Regions from separate parts of the Homo sapiens genome. Here region 1 is linked to region 2. A link is a contact called in ENCODE Hi-C data. All regions are on one chromosome and are shown on one strand. Each heading gives the region's core, a stretch centred on a gene start or an enhancer-like site at or near the end of the contact. The rest is flanking DNA. Distances are from core to core; before and after follow the strand shown. Region 1 holds the start of CZIB (CXXC motif containing zinc binding protein). Region 2 holds the start of EFCAB14 (EF-hand calcium binding domain 14).

What was found. A loop is a pair of places that touch in the nucleus more often than their neighbours do. Pooled maps may share reads with other maps.
Region 1: a loop to region 2 is called in a pooled map, with 10 times the contacts of the local background. The contact joins the promoter of CZIB here to the promoter of EFCAB14 in region 2. A Hi-C loop is called at or near these places in 4 of 50 pooled maps.

Annotation. Positions count from the first base shown.
Region 1 is chr1:53,219,371-53,225,013 of GRCh38, reverse strand. It overlaps CZIB (CXXC motif containing zinc binding protein), which reads left to right and starts at 4,380. Exons shown (of 8, transcript NM_017887.3): 1 at 4,380-4,444; 2 at 4,670-4,753. The coding sequence starts at 4,439. CZIB-DT (CZIB divergent transcript) reads right to left here and starts at 4,654. Exons shown (of 1, transcript NR_185918.1): 1 at 756-4,654. RefSeq lists silencers at 4,049-4,108, 4,239-4,608 and an enhancer at 4,478-4,979.
Region 2 is chr1:46,715,406-46,720,720 of GRCh38, reverse strand. EFCAB14 (EF-hand calcium binding domain 14) reads left to right here and starts at 1,607. Exons shown (of 11, transcript NM_014774.3): 1 at 1,607-2,818; 2 at 4,278-4,426. The coding sequence starts at 2,634. RefSeq lists silencers at 1,383-1,432, 1,753-1,802.

The sequences.
Region 1 (5,643 bases), core at 3,131-5,630, 6.5 Mb before region 2:
AACTCCATCTCAAAAAAAAAAAAAAAAAACAAAAGAAAAAAACAGGGTTTGGCTGGTCTCAAACTCCTGTGCTGAAGCCGTCGTCCTACCTCAGCCTCCCAAAGTGCTAGAATTACAGGTGTGAGCCACTGTGCCCAGCCTATCTGTCTGTCTGTCTGTCTGTCTGTCTGTCTATCTATCTATATATATATATATATTTTTTTTTTTTTTTTTTTTTGAGACAGGGTCTTGCCCTGTCACCCAGGCTGGAGTTTAGTGGTGTGATCTTGGCTGATTGCAACCTCCGCCTCCCAGGCTCAAGCGATCCTCCCATCTCAGGCTCCCGAAAAGCTGGGACCATAGGCATATGCCACCATGCCTGGCTAATTTTTTGTATTTTTAGTAGAGATGTGGTTTCACCATGTTGCCCCTGAACTCCTGAGCTCAAGCGATCCACCTGCCTCGGCCTCCCAAAGTGCTGGGATTATGGGCATAAGCCACCGTGCCTGGCCCCTATTTATATCTTATACTGTCTATGTTTTGAAAAGTTATTATTTTTGATAGGTTCATCTTTTAGTCTTGCTACTCAATATATGAGTAGTTTACACACAATTAGTGTTAAAATCTTTTGCATTTGTCTGTGTAGTTACCATTCCCAATGAGTTTTGTGCCGTCAGACGATTTCTCATTGCTTAACATCCTTTTCTTTCAGACTGAAAAACACTCTTTAGCATTTCTTGAAGGAAAGGTCTGGTGTGTTGACAAAATCCCTCAGCTTTTGTTTGTCTAGGAAATCTTTATTTTTCCTTCATGTTTAAAGGACATTTTTGCTGGATATACTATTCTAGGATAAATGTTTTTTTTCTTCAGTACTTTAAATGTCATGCCACTCTCCTGGCCTGTAAGCTTTCCACAGAGAAGCCTGCTGCCAGACCCATTGGAGCTTCTTTGTGTGTTATTTGTTTCTTTTTTCTTGCTGCTTTTAGGATCCTTTCTTTATCTTTGATCTTTGGGAGTCTGATTATTAAATGACATGAGGTAGTCTTATTTGGGTTAAATCTGCTTGGTATTCTATAACTTTCTTGTACTTGAATATTTATATATTTCTCTAGGTTTGGAAAGTTCCGTTATTCTTCCTTTGAATAAACTTTCTATCCTAATTTCTCTCTACCTTCTCTTTAAGGCCAATAACTCTTAGATTTGCCCATTTGTGGCCATTGTCTAGATATTGTAGGCATACTTCATCCTTTTTTGTTATTTTTTCTTTCAATTCTTCTGTGTATTTTCAAACAGCCTGCCTTCAAGCTCACTAATTCTTTCTTCTGCTTGATCAGTTCTCATGTTTAGAGACCCTGGTGCATTCTTTGGTGTATCAGTTGAATTTATCAGCTCCAGAATTTCTATTTAATTTTTAAAATTATTTCCATCTCTTTGTCAAATTTATCTGGCAGGATTCTGAGTTCCTTTTTCCATCTCTTTGTTAAGTTTATCTGGCAGGATTCTGAGTTCCTTCTCTGTGCTATCTTGAATTTCACTGAGCTTTCTCAGTGACAGTGAATTCTCTGAAAGGTCACATATCTCTGTCACTCTGGGATTGGTCACTGGTGCCTTATTTAGTTCATTTGATTAGGTCATGTTTTCTTGGATGGTATTGATGTTTGTGACTGTTGGTCAATGCAGAGCATTGAATAATTAGGTATTTATCATAATTTTCACAGTTTGGGCTTATTTGTACTCATCCTTCTTCAGAAGGCTTTTCCAAGTACTCAAAGGGAAATGAGTGTTGTGATGTAAATATTTGGTCACTGCAGCTGTAACTGCATTAGGGGGCACCCCAAACCCAGCGATGCTGTGACTCTTGTAGACTCAGAGGTACTGCCTTGATGGTCTTGGGTAAGATCCGAGAGAATTCCCTGGATTACCAGGCAGAGTCTCTTGTTATCTTCCCTTACTTTCTCCCAAATAAATGGAGTCTCTCTCTCCATGCTGAGCTGCCTGGAGTTGGGAGAGGAGTGACACAAGCACCCCTGTGGCCACCACTGCTGGAACTGTGCTGTGTCAAACCTGAAGCCAGCACAGTAGTGGGTCTTGCCCAAGGCCCATGGTGACTATTGCCTGGTTATTGCTGATGTTTATTCAAAGCCCAAAGGCTCTTTAGTCAGCAGGTGGTGAATCCAGCCAGGCTTGTGTCTTACCCTTTGGGGTGGCAGGTTCCCTTCTGGCCCAGGGTGGGTTTAGAAATGCTGTCCAGGAGCTAGGGCATGGAGTCCGGGCTTTAGAAACCTACTTGGTGCTTTATTTTACTGTGGCTGAGCTGGTACCCAAGTTGCAAGACCAACTCCTTTTTAACTCTTTCCTCTCTTTTCCTTAAGCAGAAGGAGTCTCTCCCTGTGGCAACCATTACTGGGAAGGCACTGGGTCACACCTGAAGGCAGCACAGTACTGGGCCTCACCCAGTACTGTGGCTATTACAAATGTTTATTCAAGGCCCAACAGCTCTTTAGTCAGCAGGTGATGAATCCTGCCAGGACTGGGTCCTTTCCTTCAAAGCAGCGGGTTCCCTTCTGGCCCATGGTAGCTCTAGAAATATCTGGGAGATAGAGCCTGGCAAGGGGGCTTCGGGACTCTGCGTGGTGTTTTATTCTACTGTGGCTGGGATGGTATCCAAGCTGTAAGACAAAGTCCTCTTTACTTTCCCCTCTCCTTTCCTCTAAGGGAAAGGAGTCTCTCCTGGAGCCGTGAGCTGTGCTGCCTGGGGTTGGGGGACTGGTGACATAAACACTCCTTTGGCTCCCCAACTGGTATCTCACTAGGCTGTGTGCACCCCAAGTCCACGGGCTCTGAGCTCAGCACAGCACCAGGACTTGCCCAGGAATTGCAGTCTTTGTGGCCTAGACTGCCTTTCGAATTTATTTAGGACCCTGAAGCACTTTAGCCAGTGGTGGTGGGGCTCGCCAGAACCTGACCACTGGGATGGATGATTCCCCTCTGGCTAGGGTTTCTCTAAGTGCTTCCTCTGTGGGCACTAGCTGAATTCTGCCCTGAGTTGCTTTCCACTGTGACAGGGCAAAACTCAGTTCCAATGCAAAGTCCCATAAGCACACAGATTCTCTCTCTATGCCAGGCAGCCAGGTGCTGCCAGAGGATGAGGGAGGGGTGGTGGTAGCAATTCAAGACTGTCTTTCCTACCCTCTTCATTGCCTTGTTCCTTTTTTTTTCTTCTTTTATGAGATAGAGTCTCACTCTGTCACCCAGGCTAGAGTGCAATGGCATGATCTCAGCTCACTACAACCTCCACCTCCCGGGTTCAAACAATTCTCCTGCCTTAGCCTCCGGAGTAGCTGGGACTACAGGTGTGCACTGCCATACTCGGCTGATTTTTGTATTTTTAGTAGAGACAGGGTTTCACTATGTTGGCCAGCTAGGTCTCAAACTCCTGACCTCAGGTGGTCTGCCCGCCTCAGCCTCCCAAAGCACTGGGATTACAGGTGTGAGCCACCGCACCCAGCCATTGCCTTATATCTTGATGTGACGTTACAACCAGCTACTGTGATTGCTACCTGAGTTTTGGTTCTCATGAAGGTGCTTTCTTGTGTGGATAGTTGTTCAGTTTGGTGTTCCTGCCAGGGAAGAGGAGGAGGAGGATCACTGGAGGGTTCTATTTGGCTATCTTGCCCCACCTCCTAGAAGAGTCTTGAATGTGCTGTTCCTTTTACCGTTAATCTCCACAGCTCCTGCATGGTCTCAGATGTAGCCTGGACAGGAGGCCAGGTAAAATAAAGTTCAATAAACGTTATGAGAGAAGGATAAGCCAGGTGGGCTCCCAAAAAAGAGCCAGCTGAAGGGGAATGTCCAGTCGCAAGGACCACAGTGAGAAGGATGTGGACACAGGGCAAACTCTGGAGAAGGGCCTAGAAACCAGGTCTCTTGGGTGAAACAGGAAAGGGCAGTTTGAAGAAAGGCATCATCCCCAAATCTGATAAACCAATACATTCTACTTTTTAAAGCGTATTGGTTTATCTTTATTTGGCAGTCTTGGAACTCTTCCTTTTGTAGCTTTTCCCCTGGGCAGAGGGAGCTGACGTGATCTGAGAAGTTCCAGGGCAGGCAGAGTAGTGAAGAGCCTGGAAAGAACTGAGGGTCAGGAACTGTCCTGTTCGCTTAAAGCAGGCACAAAATTGGCGTTCAGTAACTGTCTGTGGCACCACCGAATCCTGGAGTCAGGCTTCCGCTGGCCTGAGCACAGGTTGCTCGCGGACCTGGCTGACCTCCACTGGCCCCAGATCCCCAGATGCGAAAAGCCCAGTGGGCCAGGCGAGCAGCGGCGCGCAGAAGTCCCTGCCCCGCGGCCCGGCCCCGGCCCCGCCCTACTGAGGGTGCGCAGACGGCACCCGCCTTTTACGACGCGCCGGAAAGCAACGGCAAGGGCCGCAGCCAGCACCGGGCGGAGAGGGCTACCATGGGGGTGAGGGGAGGCCGCCCGCCGCGGGGACACGGAGGGGAGGTGGCGAGGGTCTGGGAGGCAACAGCTCGCGCCAGGAGGAGATGAAGCGAGTGGGTGCGCGCTGAAGGAGCAGGAGGCAGAAGGAGTGTCTCCCTGTGGCACCCACGGCTGGGAATGCGGGAGGGTCGGGCAGGCGTGGGGCTGCGCAGGCACGGCTGACGCAGTCGCTCTGGCCCTCCCCCTCAGAAAATCGCGCTGCAACTCAAAGCCACGCTGGAGAACATCACCAACCTCCGGCCCGTGGGCGAGGACTTCCGGTGGTACCTGAAGGTGCGGCCGGGGCGGGGCCCGGGGAGAGGAGGCCCGTCCTGATCTCAGTGCTGAACCGGAGCCTTCTCTCCGGCAGTATGAGAAAATATTTAACCAGGCACATTAAGTGTTCGGGGTTTTCCTAGTTAGAATTTTACGTTTGCTTTCTATTAAAGTGTATTGGTTTATCTCTAATTGGCAGTCTTGGAAAGCTTCATTTTGTAGTTCTTCCCTGTGTTAAATATTTCGTGGTCTGTAAATGGACACTAAACGAAATGCTACTTGAAGGGACGCTTGTGATTATTTAATAAGGTGAATAGTTCGCCTTTCGTTTATTGATTTGGTTTTCTTTATTGTGAAATAGTTTAATTTTGTGCGTAATCCACCCTTCCTTAGCCCTCCCACACTGGTAAAGCTGGTACCCTAGTGGCATGGTCTACAGAGGCCTCCCCTTCCCCAGCAGTTCGAGGCTCTTCACTCTTCCAGATCCCAGAGCTTCTGCTCTGTTTTACTCCTGGTCAAAAATCCCAGCATCCTTCTGTACCTCTCAAAAGCCCTGTTTTTCGGGAAGCTGCCTCCGGACTACTTTTGTTTCCCAGGATTTTGAAGCCTGAATACCAGGGCTTACTTGGGAGAATCTGTTCTTTGGCTTGAAGAAGCGGAATCGAGTGAAGGAGACAGAAAAATAGAGTAACAATAGAGTGATAAGTGCTTATACCAGTGACATACAGGGCCTGTGGGAACATAAAGCTAACCAAGCAGAGTGGGTCGGGGGCCTGCTGAGGCCATTTCTCTTTTTTTTTCTTAATTGACACAGAATTGTACATATTTATGGGGTATATAGTGATGTTCCGATAAATGTAATGTATTGTGATCAGATCAAGGTAGTTAGCATATTCACCTCAAACGTG
Region 2 (5,315 bases), core at 358-2,857:
GTCAGCTCTGTCTTCAAGAAACATCCAGAATGCTCTCCATCTCTGCTACTGCCTCTCTAATCTATCAGCATCATCTCTAGCTGGACTGTAACAAACTGCTCTCCTGTGTTCCTCACTCTCCCCCCACTTTTTTCTACAAAGTAGCCAGAGTAATTTTTTCCTTTATTTTATTTTATTTTATTTATTTATTTATTTATTTATTTATTTATTTATTTATTTATTTATTTATTTTTGAGACGGAGTCTCGCTCTGTTGCCAGACTGAAGTGCAGTGGTGCAATCTCGGCTTGTTGCAACCTCCGCCTCCCGGTTTCAAGCCATTCTCTTGCCTCAGCCTCCCAAGTAGCTGGGATTACAAGCGCGCACCACCACGCCCAGGTAATTTTTGTATTTTTAATAGAGACAAGGTTTCACCATATTGGCCAGGATGGTCTCCATCTCCTGACCTTGTGATCCGCCCACCTCAGCCTCCCAAAATGCTGGGATTACAGGCGTGAGCCATCGCGCTGGCCCAGAGTGAATTTTTTTTTTTTTTTTTTTTTTTACGGAAAAGCCAGAGTATGCTACCTCTCAGCTTAAAGCCCCCAGTGCTTTCCCAAAGTCCTTTCAGTGATCCATAAGGCCCTAAAGCCCTGGCCTCTGATGCTTCTCTGACCTCATTTCCTATCACTCTGCTCCTTGCTCTTCTGGTCCAGCCACAACAGGTCTTCCTGGTCACTCCTTCCTGCAGCCACTGCACAGCTCATTCCCTCACCTCTCCTCCGATAAGCTGACTAAATGTTCCCTTTTCACAGAGGCACTCCCCATCACCTGACCGTGTTTCAATTTTCATCATAACACTTATCACCTCCTGACATTTAATATGTTTGCCTATTGTTGCTCTCCTCCCTCTAGAGTATAAATAAACTGCAGGAATAGATTGGCAGATAAGATACACGATGCTCAGTTAAACTTGCATTTCACATACACAATGAATAATTTTTTAGTGTGAGGATGTCCCAGATGTTGCATGGGATGTCTTAATGCTAAAAAATTGTTTGCTGTTTCTCTGAAATTCAAACTTTACTGGGTGTCCTACATTTTTATTTGCTAAATCTGGCAACACTATACAGGAAGACAAGGACCCTGGTTATTTTGTTCATGGCTGTATCCCCAGCGCTAGAACAGCTCCTGACACGTAGTAAGTAAGCTCTCAATAAATATTTATTGACTGAATGAATGTGTTAATTAATCTGAAACGCGCCTAAACTTTTAACAGCCTGTGTGAGAGTCAGAGAGGCGGAGCCTTCAGACTTGGTTAGTCCAGGGGGCGTGGGCGGCTGATGAACTTTCGAAGTAGGTCGAGCAGCCGGGCGCTTTGCCTGCCCCGCCCGCGCTCCGCAGGATGCAGGACTCCACCCGGCTCAGGTTCGCAGCAGGTCCCGGAAGCCCTCCTGGGGGCGGGGCCACCCTAATCGGCAGGTGGGACCCAGCCCCAGCCGGGGCAGGGCCCCTTTAACGCCCCACCTCTCCGCCACGACTTTCGCCCCGGCGTGACGTCACCCCAGCGGGCGACCAATGGGAGTGCGGCTTACTGGCAGGCGGCGCAGGCGGCCGCTGCCAAAGGGGAAGTGATCTGGGGCTGGAGCGATGGCCCGGGGCTGGAGCTCGCGGCCGCCGCCGCCGCAGCCGCCGCCACCAACGCCAACAACAACGTGTCGGGAGCAGCCGCGGCCGAAGCCGGAGCAGGGGCCGGAGTCGCGGCTGGAGTGGGGCCTGCGCGTGTGAGTGGCCGAGAGTTGCCCGTGCCGGAGACCTCAAACTCCGGGCGGGAGCGCTTTCGGTCGGCCGAGCCGCCGTCGCCCGCGGCACCGTGTCCCCAAGGCCCAGACAGCGGGGCGGGGGTCTATCAGGCGCGGGACTGGCTTCTCTCAGGCCGACCCTTCTAGCCGGGCTCCGGATCTTCCTCGGCCTCGGGCCCCCTTCACGTTCAGGACGGAGGCCGGAGAACGGTGATCATCACACACCCCAGCCGGCTTCCTGGCCAGGGCATTTTCTCTGCGGCCAAGCAGTGTTGGGATTGTAGCTGCTGGGAGCCCCCTCCTGCCGCCACCTCTCCTGCAAGGAAGGGACTGACGCGTTCCCACTTTCTTACTCTGCACCTCCCCACTCTCTTCCCATTCAAGAACGAGTTTCTCTTCCCTCTCCATTGGAAATCTTGCTCCGGAGGTCCGAAACACGTATTTTAAGCGTGCCCTTCCTCACCTCCTGGAGCACCCTTAGAAGTATTGCCTACTTATCCGGGCTGAGAATCCTTCATTTTTGACCTGGCTTTTTTTTCGCCCTTTGGGAGATAAAGGTCCCTCTCCACCCTCTACTAACACTCTGCACCCAAGGCCTTATCCTTTGGGGTCACCAGCTCCTTGGCCATTTCTATGTGATTTCCCCCACCCATCTGAGTTCCAGTTTCCTCTGGGCTCCAATCTCCAGTCCCTGGCGGATCTGGTCAGTCCCACCCCTAGGTGGGAGTGACCAGGGGGCTCTGGCCCAGGATTCCCAACCCTGGAAGGCAGCTCCAAGGCAGGAAGAGAATTGGGCATCGGGTACGAACCTGGCAGCTCAGGAGTCGGGGCTCCACTCACCCCACACAAAAAGATGAAAAAGCGCAAAGAGCTCAATGCATTGATTGGTTTGGCTGGGGACAGCCGGAGAAAGAAGCCCAAGAAAGGCCCAAGCAGTCACCGCCTGCTTCGCACTGAGCCTCCCGACTCAGACTCTGAGTCCAGCTCCGAAGAGGAAGAGGAATTCGGTGTGGTTGGAAATCGCTCTCGCTTTGCCAAGTGAGTAGTGGTGAAAGGTGGAATGGGAAGAAGGCATCTCCTTGCACTACCAAGGGGCCACATTGACAGGAAGGAGAAAGGAAGTCCTTAGGAAGAAAAAAGGGTGTAGGCCTTGGAAGTCAAAGAGGGAAAAACGGTTTTAGGGAGAAGGTAAGTTCAGATCCTGAATGAAGAATAAGTTAGAGATCTGTCTTTAGGTGTAGAAAGAAAAGCTCCAAATCTGAGGTGGAAATGTGGACTTGGAGAATGTGCCAAGAGCCCAGGGAGTCCTAAAGAAGCAAAGAATGGAGACAGAGGAGCAGAGAAGCTTTGGGGACTAGACTTTTTAAAACAGTGTAGAACAAAGGAGAAGCAGAGACTTTAAGACTGCAGATTATTTCGTTTTTGCACTCTTGATGAGTCTGAATATTGGTGGTGGGGAAATATGGTGAGAGATATACTGTAGGAAGTATGAGCCTTGAGAGTAGGTGGGGTCGGGGGGCAAAAGAAGAGGCATCATTTTCCCTAGCCATTCATAGGTGGAGAGACCACTAGGCAAATCAAGTAGTAAGATTTGAGGACATTGGGATTGGGGCTCAGGATGGGAAAGGACTAAAGGGAACTTCAAAAACGTCCTTTGACTCTCTCAGAGCACACTAAAAGAAAAGAGGATTCTGCTGAGGATGTAGAAACAATGGCTAGGCAGAAGGTCGGGGTGCTGACATTGAGTGGTTGGTTGGTTTAAAATGTCTTGTTTTGTTAAAGGAAGAGTTTGATTTCTAATGAGCTTTGTCAGCTAAGGCTGTTAAGGGCAATCCTGGGTTTGGGTTATGAAGATCAGTTGAAGTGTTACCTTCATCAGAAGGTACCTGGAGTAGTAACCCTACTAAGTTAGTTTAGACCTTGAAGGTTGGTTGATGTTTTGTGTGAAATCCAGCCCCTTCTATGTTTCCTTACTTCTGAGCCAATAAGCTAGAATACACCAGGTGTCCACTTAAAACTACAGATCCTGTTTCTTTCATTTCTTTTGCAGTAAAACTTGCTCAAAAGTTTATAAAGTTTCAGTAAACTGGAGCAAGGTTCCCCGGAGTGAGTATGTATTTCAGAGAGAAATCAATAGGCAAATTCCAGTGCAGAGATGGAATTGCAGAGAAACATTGGTCTTTACACTTTTGTGACCTGAGCTTGTATTCAAAGACCTCCCTCCTGATAATGACAGCTGCAGTGCCTTTAGGTTCTTCCTTTTACCTGCAGGAACTCCTTCTGTTTTATGTGACATTTGAAACCTTTGTATCCAGTAGATGAACCCTTAATAGGTCATATTATTTATTCATTTAAGTGCTTTACCCTGCCTCCCCTGGTTAATTCACTGGTTATTCATTTAAAGGAGATAATTGCATGGCAAAACGTGTACTATTGCTAATAAAGCTATACCCATAATCACTTTTGTACTCATGGTTGAATTTGTCCTCTTGAGCAGGGGAGACTATTTACGATGCTGCAAGATCTGTTATCCGCTCTGTGGTTTTGTCATCCTTGCTGCCTGTGTTGTGGCCTGTGTTGGCTTGGTGTGGATGCAGGTTGCTCTCAAGGAGGATCTGGATGCCCTCAAGGAAAAATTTCGAACAAGTAAGTAAGTGGTTACTCTCTTTTTTTTTTTTTTTTTTTTTTTTTTGAGACAGGGTCTTGCTCTGTCGCCTAGGCTGGAGTACAGTGGCGCAATCTCGGCTCACTGCAACATCCGCCACCCAGGTTCAAGTGATTCTCATGGTCAGCCTTCTGAGTAACTGGGATTACAGGTGTGTGCCACCACACCCAGCTAATTTTTTTGTCTTTTTAGTAGAGACGGGGTTTCACCATGTTGGCCAGGCTGGTCTCAAACTACTGACCTCAGGTGGTCCACCTACCTCGGCCTCCCAAAGTGCCAGGATTACAGGCGTGAGCCACCACACCCAGCAGTGGTCACTCTTTTCAGGGTGTAATCCTGGACTCCTTTCCAGGTTCTGGGACAAAGTCAACCCTGCTGAACGAAGATTTTTGCCCATTCTAGTGAAGCAATTATACGTTCCTCTCAGTATTTTTATACTCTTTTTGAGCTCTCTGCTTGAATGTTGTAACACTTATTTGTTTTTAAACTCACAAATAAAAGGCAGTGCTTATGCACCAGCAGGACAAGTAGCATCTGAAATAATGGCATTGCAGTCAATGCTTAGCGTGCAAAAGGCAAGAGACTCCTACCCTAGGGGTAGGAGTCTAGAACTTGGTGTAACCTCTACTTATGGCTTGCATCTCCCCAAGCATAAAGTGGCAATGACAACACTGGGCTATTCCTTCCACCTCACAGGGCCATTTGAGAAAGAATGTGGGAGCATCTGTCAAACGATTGCCTCTTTAGAAGGACTGAATAGGAGCATAGGAATGGGCAATAATAAGAGTAGCTAACATTTGTGGAAGGCCTACTCTGTGCCAAGTCTCAAATCATTTTCTTTACAAAATAATCCGGTGAGATGGGTATTAT